Regions from separate parts of the Homo sapiens genome. Here region 1 is linked to region 2. Evidence: chromatin contacts called from ENCODE Hi-C or POLR2A ChIA-PET data. All regions are on one chromosome and are shown on one strand. The core of a region is the stretch at or near the end of the contact, and the rest is flanking DNA. Distances in the headings are between cores, read along the strand shown.

Evidence for each region. A loop is a pair of places that touch in the nucleus more often than their neighbours do. ChIA-PET counts read pairs that join two places held with the same protein, here RNA polymerase II (POLR2A). Pooled maps may share reads with other maps.
Region 1: a loop to region 2 is called in a map of CD14-positive monocyte, with 4 times the contacts of the local background. The contact joins the promoter of CCDC93 here to the enhancer-like site in region 2. A Hi-C loop is called at or near these places in 5 of 168 maps with a recorded cell type or tissue (CD14-positive monocyte, CD8-positive, alpha-beta T cell, Caco-2 and 2 more) and 2 of 50 pooled maps. POLR2A ChIA-PET finds 5 or more read pairs at or near these places in 5 of 52 experiments (B cell, MCF 10A, T-cell and 1 more).

Annotation. Positions count from the first base shown.
Region 1 is chr2:118,012,721-118,017,263 of GRCh38, forward strand. CCDC93 (CCC complex scaffolding subunit CCDC93) reads right to left here and starts at 1,350. Exons shown (of 24, transcript NM_019044.5): 1 at 1,234-1,350. The coding sequence starts at 1,275. It also overlaps the pseudogene RN7SL111P. RefSeq lists silencers at 838-887, 1,358-1,557.
Region 2 is chr2:117,979,157-117,983,377 of GRCh38, forward strand. All of the region lies in intron 7 of CCDC93 (CCC complex scaffolding subunit CCDC93), which reads right to left. Among named protein-coding and RNA genes, the nearest start is that of CCDC93, 33 kb to the right of the region's middle. Within about 2 kb of position 1,260, at least 8 of the 41 ENCODE cell types and tissues checked have a DNase peak (open chromatin) inside an H3K27ac peak, as active enhancers do; they include CD14-positive monocyte and mammary epithelial cell, where a contact is called at or near this core.

The DNA of each region.
Region 1 (4,543 bases), core at 100-2,599, 34 kb after region 2:
GGGGTTCTGACAACATTATGCTTGTCAGGTTTTCTTAAGACAACAAAATGGACTTGCATTCGGGGAGCACACACTGACAAACAAATCTGTCCTTTCAGACTATATATATTCCCAGCTTCTGGACACAGAACACAGTGATCCCTCAATTAGTGGATACTTGTGATATGAAAGAACTGAGGATTTGGGAGGAATGCAGAGGAGTAACATTGGTCACTGGCAGGTAAGTGTGAAGGGACGACTCACCACGTCAAGCAAGCAGTCACCCTGCCCAATGCCTGCTCCAGAACCTTAGGAAAAAGGCAGAGGTGCGGCGTGGCTTCCATTTCTCTCCAGAATCCAGTAAACTAGACTAGCCTTTGAGTAAAATCAACTGAAAGGGACGACAGATGCAAACTACCTATGAGATGCTAAGTGGTATTTGCAGCCAAAAGAAAATGAATACACTTTCCCTGTATTCCCAGCAAACGTGGAAATCCGCAAACCACTCATGACCCCCTCCCTAGCACTAAGTGAGTACTTAACAAACACCTTTGGAAAAGAACCCCGCCCTCTTCTGGAGAAGCCGCAGCCTTTCCGCCCAGAGCCGGGTCCCCCGCCACACAGCACCCCTGGAGTGCGTCCCACCCCGAACGCCCCGGCGCGCTGACCCAGCGGGACACCTCCCTGGTGCGCGCAAGTCTCCCAAACTTCCTCCCGCCGCCCCGGCCCGGGTCCACGCAAGGAGGGTGGCATTCCCTCCCGACAGCAAGGCGGGTGGGGCGGGCCGCCGGGACTCTGCGGGGTGGCGGTAGACGTCCCAAGGTCACCACCCGAGCCCGAACCGCCTCGGAGAGCGGTCTCGTGACTCCAGCGCCCAGCAGCCTCGGCCCTCGGGGCTAGCCCTGCGGCGCGGGGTGGGGGAGCCCGTCCCGGACAGGGAGAAAGGTGGGAGCCCAGGACCCCGCGGCGCGTGGGGCTGCGTCAGAGCAGGTGTCGGGCTAGGAAGGCCACCTGCGCCCCAAGAGACCCGGGAGCGGCTTAAGTTTGTCCTCACCCGCCCGCCGCCCCCTGCCCATGCAGGGGTACCTGCTCCCCGCCTCCAAGAAGAGGGTCGGCGCTTCCCTGAGGTGGATACGCCTGAGGAAGGGGGCGGGGCGCCCCTAACGCACCCAGGGCCCGCTCAGCCCGCCGCCCCGCGGCTCGGCCCTCTCTTCAGGAACCCCGACGTGTCAGGGAAGGAGGAGGCGTTCTTACCTCCGGGAGACCCTGGCCCTCCGGCCCCCTGGGCAACCCCATGATCCGACCGGGCTGTCGTAAGGCGAGAGCGAAGCCCGCCAAGCGTCCGGAGGAAGCTGTCCCTGCCGCGGAGCTGCTACCGGGGTGGAGTACAAAGCGGAAACTCCCTCTGCCGCCGCCGCCGCCGCCGCCGCCGCCTGCCCGAAGCGCCGCAGCCGGGCAGAGCATGCGCGCTGGGGCCGGAGCGCGGCGCCACTGCGCCTGCGCCACAGCAGCCCGGGGAGAGGTGGGCTGGGCTGCAGGTCCTGGCGTTGTGCTGGATCATCGCGCCCGTACTCTGAAGTTTTCTCCGTGGCGCTCTTTGAGAGGGGTTCCTCCTGCATCTTGAGAATATTTTGCATTTCGGCTCCCTTCTCTTCTCGCTGCCATCGGATGCCCCAAATAGGTCCTGTCCCCTCGGTGAATCAGACTTCGGAAACCGCCTCGCTTCAGGGTCAGAGTCCAAGTACAGATGAGCTTGAGGATTCTGAATGCACGCCCGGCTCTAGACCTTACAGACACACGCTTGGACAGACTTCTCCATATACGACCCAGGAACGGACCCCTTGAGAAGGGATTCTTCAAGCCCGCTGCCCTCTCCAGCGTCCTGGCCAGTGGCATCGCGTTCCCAGGAAACCTCGCTTCAGATATTGCCCACCACCCCGCCCTATTCACGGTTCCTGGGTCTTCCTGGAGGAATGACATCTCAGAGAATGCGGACTCCTATGTTCATGTCATTTGAGCCGCCGCGTCCCTTATTTGATGTACCCCTTGTTGGTCCCGGAGGATGGCAACTAGACAAAAGGTCACAGGCCCCCACACCCGCTCCATAACGGCTTCTTGGCTTTTTGTTTCTTTTAAGCAATGAGGAAAGAGATGACTTTCGTGAAAACTTTTGCTGGAGAAGAGATCCTTCCCTCTGTATATGTGTGTGGGATGGGAAGTGTCAGACTCAGACCTTTAGTTCCTTGAGATCAAAAAGGTTTCGTGTTTGCTTTCGTCTCTTCTTTGCATCCCTAGCGTCTTTAAAAGAGTAGGCAGGCGCGGTGGCACATGCCTGTAATCCCAGCACTTTGGGGGTCGAGGCGGGAGTATCACTTGAACCTAGGAGTTGGAGACCAACCTGGGCAACATAGTGAGACCTCCATCTCTACAAAAAATAAGAAAATTAGCCCGGTGCCAGTGGTCCCAGCTAGCCGGTAGGCTGAGGTGGGAGAATTGCTTGAGCCAGGAAGGTTGAGGTTGCAGTGAGCTATGATAACACCACTGCACTCCTGCTTGGGTGACAGAGCAAGACCCTGTCTAAAAACTATATATATATACGTGTATATATATATATGTGTGTATATATATATACGTGTATATATGTGTGTATATATATACGTGTATATATATATGATGTTTTCTATTTTATTTTATTTTTGCACCTTTTGTACTCCTCCTGGAGTTCATCCTGACAGACAGAGGTTTGTCTGGAGCCAGAGCTCACAAATAGTTGGAACTGCCCTAAGGATGCCATTTTGTTCTTAAATATAACTAGCAAATATTACTCAAAGCTGTGCACGATCCCCAAACCCTGGTCCCCAATAATTTGAATAATCTGAATATGCAAGTTAAGGTATTGAGATGGGAACCCTCCTGTGTGGTATATCTTGCTCTTATCCTTTGTGAAGCCAATAAACTTCAATTTCTACTCTCATAACTTCCCAAATGTGTTGTTTTTGTAGTTTTAAAACTGTCATTCACTGAAATGGTATAGGTTGATGGGGAATGGAGAGTGATAATAATTTGTGGCCACTGTTGAGTGACCAGACAGGTACTGATGCCTAGGAACAGGTAGTAAGATCTCACATAGCAGGCAAGCCTAAACAGCTGTATATAATAGCAGCCTGGAGAATAACAGGACTCAGGCCACACCCTGAGTTCCCTGTTATAATGCTTTTGCAATGTTTTAAATAAGCATGAGTAGCTAACTTCCTCAGTAAGAAACTGTCCTTCCCGAGCGCGGTGGCTCATGTCTGTAATCCCAGCACTTTGAGAGGCCGAGGCGGGTGGATCACCTGAGATTGGGAGTTCGAGACCAGCCTGACCAACATGGAGAAATGCCGTCTCTACTAAAAATACAAAATTAGCCGGGCGTGGCAGCGCATGCCTGTAATCCCAGCTACTTGGTAGGCTGAGGCAGGAGAATCACTTGAACTGGGAAGGCGGAGGTTGCGGTGAGCTGAGATTGTGCCACTGCACTCCAGCCTGGGCAACAAGAGTGAAACTCTGTCTAAAAAAAAAAAAAGAAACTGTCCTATGTTACAACAGGTGTAGAGTGACAGTAACAGAGTTGAGGGGCATGGGGCATGCTTAAAAAAAAAAATCTCAGCAAAACAGCCATAATATCGTCAAGAAAGTTTGAACAGGGCTAGGTGGCACCTGCTTATGTCCCAGCAACTCGGGAGGCTGAGGCAGGAAAATCGCTTGAGCCCAGGAGTTCTGGGCTTTAGTAAGCTATGCCAATCAGAGATCTGCACTAAGTTTGGTATCAATACAGTGACCTCCAGGGAGCAAGGTTGCCTAAGGAGTGGTGAACTGGCCCAGGTCAGAAACAGAGCAGGTTAAAACTTCTGTGCTGATCAGTAGTGGGATCATGACCATGAATAGCCACTGCACTTAAGCCTGGGCAATATAGCAAGACACTGTCTCTTAAAAAAGAAAAAGAAAGTTTAAGCAGCCCATATTTGAGAGCAGAAACCCTTCACAGTCTTGAAGAAGACCTTTAACAGCCAATGCAGACAAGGAGGCTTGTGAGGAATCTCTCAGATCAATCCATCTCTCTCCCTTTCCCTTCACTCCAGGCACCCTCACAAATTGTGTCTCCCAAGTGTGATATCTGAGGACTAGAAATCAGTCATTCTGTCTCTCTTCTGTACACTGAGTACAGAGTTGTGTGATGTTCCTCTTTGGAGCCTCACAAATACTTTCCAGTTCGTGGGTAAAGAGGTACCATAGTGATATAGTTTGGATATTTGTCCCACCCAGATCTCATGTCAAAATGTAATAGCCAGTGTTGGAGGTGGGGCCTGGTGGGAGGTGATTGGCTCGTTGGGGTGGATTTTTTGTGAATGGTTTAGCAACATCCTCTTGGTGCTGTCTTCCTGACACTGAGTCACTCATCACGAGATCTGGCTGTTTAAAAGTGTGGCACTTATCCTCTCTAGCTCTTGCTTTCACCATGTGACATGCCTGCTCTCCTTTCACCTTCCACCATGATTGTAATCTTCCTAAAGCCTCCCCAGAA
Region 2 (4,221 bases), core at 10-2,509:
ACATTTATCAATGGCAGGCCTCTTCCCTCAGAAGAAAACAGAACCTCCTCAGGAGCCTTATAAAGCCTCTCTTCCATGGCTCAGCCTAACAAGTGTTTCACCTCACCACCAGCAGCACCTTCTGTGTTCCTATTACACTTACTACCTGAACAGAGAGCTCTGCACAAACTAAGCTGTTCCCCTCTCGCCCCTGCTTCCCTACTCACCCTCCACTCCTCAGCTCTAAAGCTCCTCCCCTGTGAAGCATCCCCCATGCACATGTGCTCAGCCTGGCCTATCCATCCCTGCATCTGTTCATGCTCCTCTCACTTCCCAGATGGTGAATACATGCAACTGTTACTTATCTGTATCATTCTCCTGAGGGCAAAGATTCTACCTTTATATCTGGTTTTTCCAATATTCACTGAACAAACAAACTAAACATAAGTGAAAAAATGCAAAAATCAAGAAGCCAAAAGTATCATCTGACCTTGCAACAGATTGTCATATAACTGGGGAAACCAAAAAGTCACTGCTGGGCAGTATGTCCACCCTTTAGAAATAAACCTATAGGTCCAAAGTGTAGCAGACCAAGGTTAAATTTTGGCTATCCACACGAATTCTGTAAAGGACCTTATGGCAGATTCTGTGGACTGGCTTAATATCTATTGCATCTTCTAGTACTGCTGAGGCTGGAAAAGAGACTATTTTCCATACTCCCTTGCACCTAGGGTTCTGAATACTGTTAACGTTCCACCAATCAGATGCATTTGCTAGAGTTTTCAATATGGAACAGTTAAAGGAGGAAAGAGGGAAGCATAAAGGATCCATTGTGTTGGTGTGGATCACAGTAGAAACAGCCAGGTTCTGGGGCTAGCAGCTATCACAGTGGCTTCTTGGTTTTTCAGAGCTTCCTAATTTGACAGAAGCAGCGTGGTTTCCTTCCTTGTCAAGCCGCTATAGCACCAGCTTCCCAATCCTACAGGCTGCTAGCTAGCTTCCTGATTTTGGAGGCAGAAACAGTATCCTGGAGCTCCAGTTCTAATGTGAAGCTTGAGAGCTGACCCTGGCTCAGCCTAGTTCTCATCCAGCCCTGTAACCAATCCCTTCTGCTGAAACTAGTGGGAGGGTACTGTTTTTTCAACCAGGGAACCCTGAACAATACAAGGTCTTGCCCAAGTTTCCCACTCCTATAGTGTCCTTGCATCTTGAGTATTCATCTTTCCTTTTTTATGCCTTTAGTCTGTGGAGACTTTTAGGGCAGAAGACATAAAGCCCTTTATCTAAGGCCCAGGGACTTCACGGATTTTCCAAATAAGGAAGTGAACAACCAAATCTGAGTGACTTGATTCCTAGGACGAATCTACTCCTCCTTAAAGACAGAGGCTCTGGGAAGACTCTTTTAGTAAGCCCTCCAGATGTGAGCTTCTGTGACAGCCAACGCACTCATTGTATGGTGAACATAATTATCCCTCATGAGTAATCCGCTAAGCCTTTCTGTTGAGCCTCTGGAGAGGAAGAAATTTGCTTCATTCACTTTAAAAAAATATTTTAAAAACTGACATAATTCATATAATATAAAATTCACCATTTCAAAGTGTATTGCTCACTGGATTTTAGTGTATTCACTATGTTGTGCAACCATCGCTATTATCGAAATCAAGAAAAGCTCCATCACCTCAAAAAGAAACTCTGTTACTATTAGCAGTTAATCACAATTCTTCCCTCTTCCCAGCCCTTGGCTACCACTGATCTACCTTCTGTCTCTATGGATTTGCTAATTCTGGAGATTTCATAGAAATGAAATCACTCAAAATGTGGCCTTTGTGTCTGGCTTCTTTGACTCATGAGAATATTTTCAAAGTTCATCCAGGTTGAAGCATGAATCACTACTTAATTCCATTTTATGGCTGAATAATATCCCATTATATGAGTAAGCCACATTTTGTTTCATCAGCTGACAGACATCTGGGTTGTTTCTACTTTTTAGCAATTATGAATTGCTAAATTCATAATTGTGCAATATATTATGCAACATATTTACAGTGCTACTATAAATATTCATGTACAGCTTCATTCACTTCAATATCCCCATTGCCTGGCAGTTCAGTGCCTGGCACATAGTAGGTGCTCAATTAATGGTTGCTGCATGAATGAAGAGTCCACATGATTTTTCTAAAGGCCTCATCCATGTCACAAAGTAGTGAGATTTCCATGACAAAGCTCTGTCCTCAACTGCCTATTAACTACTGCCTCGCTTTCCTCTTTTCCTGTCAGCCCTGCCCGTTTCCCCCAAGTGACAGCTCTGATCCGCAGTGCCGCATGCTTCCATTTGCTCCTGCATTCCTCTTCTTTAGCTCTGATTCTTGCTACCTACACTGTTAGCACCAAAGAGCTCCTCCCATCATCCAGTTCACTTCTTCATACCTTAGTCATAGGACCCAGTCTTTAAATCAAGGATGTACATTTAGAACAGCACAGTACAAAAGAAATATAAAGAAGGACACACATACAATTTTTTAATTACTAGGTTAGTAGGTTCATATGACCAAGTTATTCCAAAGATAAACATTTCCCATTAACTAAATCAAGCACAAATCTTAAAATTTAAATTTAACTTAATTAAAATCAAAATTCTGTTCCTGAGCCACACTAGTCGCATTTCAATTGCTCAATAGCCACATATGGATAGTGGCTACCATACTGGACACCACAATTCTAGAAAACAAACTAACTTTCAAGAACAATTACCTCAGGCCAAACTAAGATGGTTATCTATTTGGAATATAAAACAAAATAGGGACATAAAAAGCCCTAAATACCAAGGACTGTGAACTTTGTTCTTTATTCATTTGACAAGAACTTACTAAATATCTTTTATGAGCATGTCATAGGCCTTATCATCATAGGAGACACAAACAGGTTGGGAGAGGTATGCCGTGTTTTATTTACTAACTACAGAATGCTGGAGTTAGCCTGTTCCTTAGTATTCAAGGCCTAACTTTGAGTTGCCTAGAATGACTTCAAGAACTCAAAATTAGGCTTTGAATACTGAGGAATAGGCTAACTCCAGCATTCTGGTGGCTGTGCTCCAAACCTCCTCTTGCAAGTCAAATATATGGCACATAAAATGCATTTCCCCAGAGTAGCAGTTTCATAGCACGGTTAGGTGCTTAAGTTAGCCTCTCAAAATTGACTGAACCCATAACAAAACTGAAATATTATAGGTGTGCAATTTTGTTTACATCCAAAATCAAAACTATAAGTCTTGTTTTCCTAACACCATTAACACTTAGAAAAATATACCCAAACTATGTTTTTAACAGATAAACAGTCCTTAAGGCCTTCAGCATAGTTGACAAGGTTCATAATTCACCTTTATTTAAGCAACTGAGAGTCAAAATGGGGGAAGGAGATGGAATGCGGACCTAAAAGCCAAAGGGCACTGTGGGTGTAACGCTGATGAGTGACCTTCAACCCCAAGGAAGAAATACTGATTTCAGACCTTCTTGCTCTAGAAGTCAAAATACTTTCCCCCTGACAAGAGGTAAGATAAGGTAGAAAATAGAAACACTGGAAGAGAGATCTGGACTCCTAAAGCTGTGATGCCATAGTGTAGTGGGGGGGGGGGTGCGTGAGGAAGTCAGGAATGCCGCAATGTTAAAGGGAAAGGGAAGATGGAGCAAAGTGAGTCCCAGGGCCAGCAGGGGGCCAGCCTTGTTTGACAGGGGCAGGGGAGAAAAGGCCAGACTTCCCATACACATGCTAGAGGGAGGGCTAGTGTGAAGGGTAATAAGTGAAGGAGTCCACGGGCTGTTGCCCCCAAATATGGCACCCTAATATGCTGAATAACTTGAATTAAAGGCACTTGAAGGTCACATGTTAGAACAGGGTTTTTTCTCTTATCTATATAAAGACTGGACCCGTTAAAGAAAACACAAGTGTCTTCCATCCACTCCCTGAAATCTCATTATCTACCACAGAGCAAGAGACTGAAAATTAAATACCACGCCTAGAACCCAAACCATGGTCTGTTTCCCATCCTATTCAATTTCCAGAAAGTCATTTATTAACCATGGTCTGATTCATTTCCCCTAAACATCATTTACTACCCCTCCAATTGGCGTATTTCCCTATCTGCCTTCCCCTGTGAAGAAGGACATATAGGCATCTGGACATCACTGGGTTACTGGGTAGTCACACTTCTGTGGTTTTCCCCCCACACAATAAATTATGTATGCC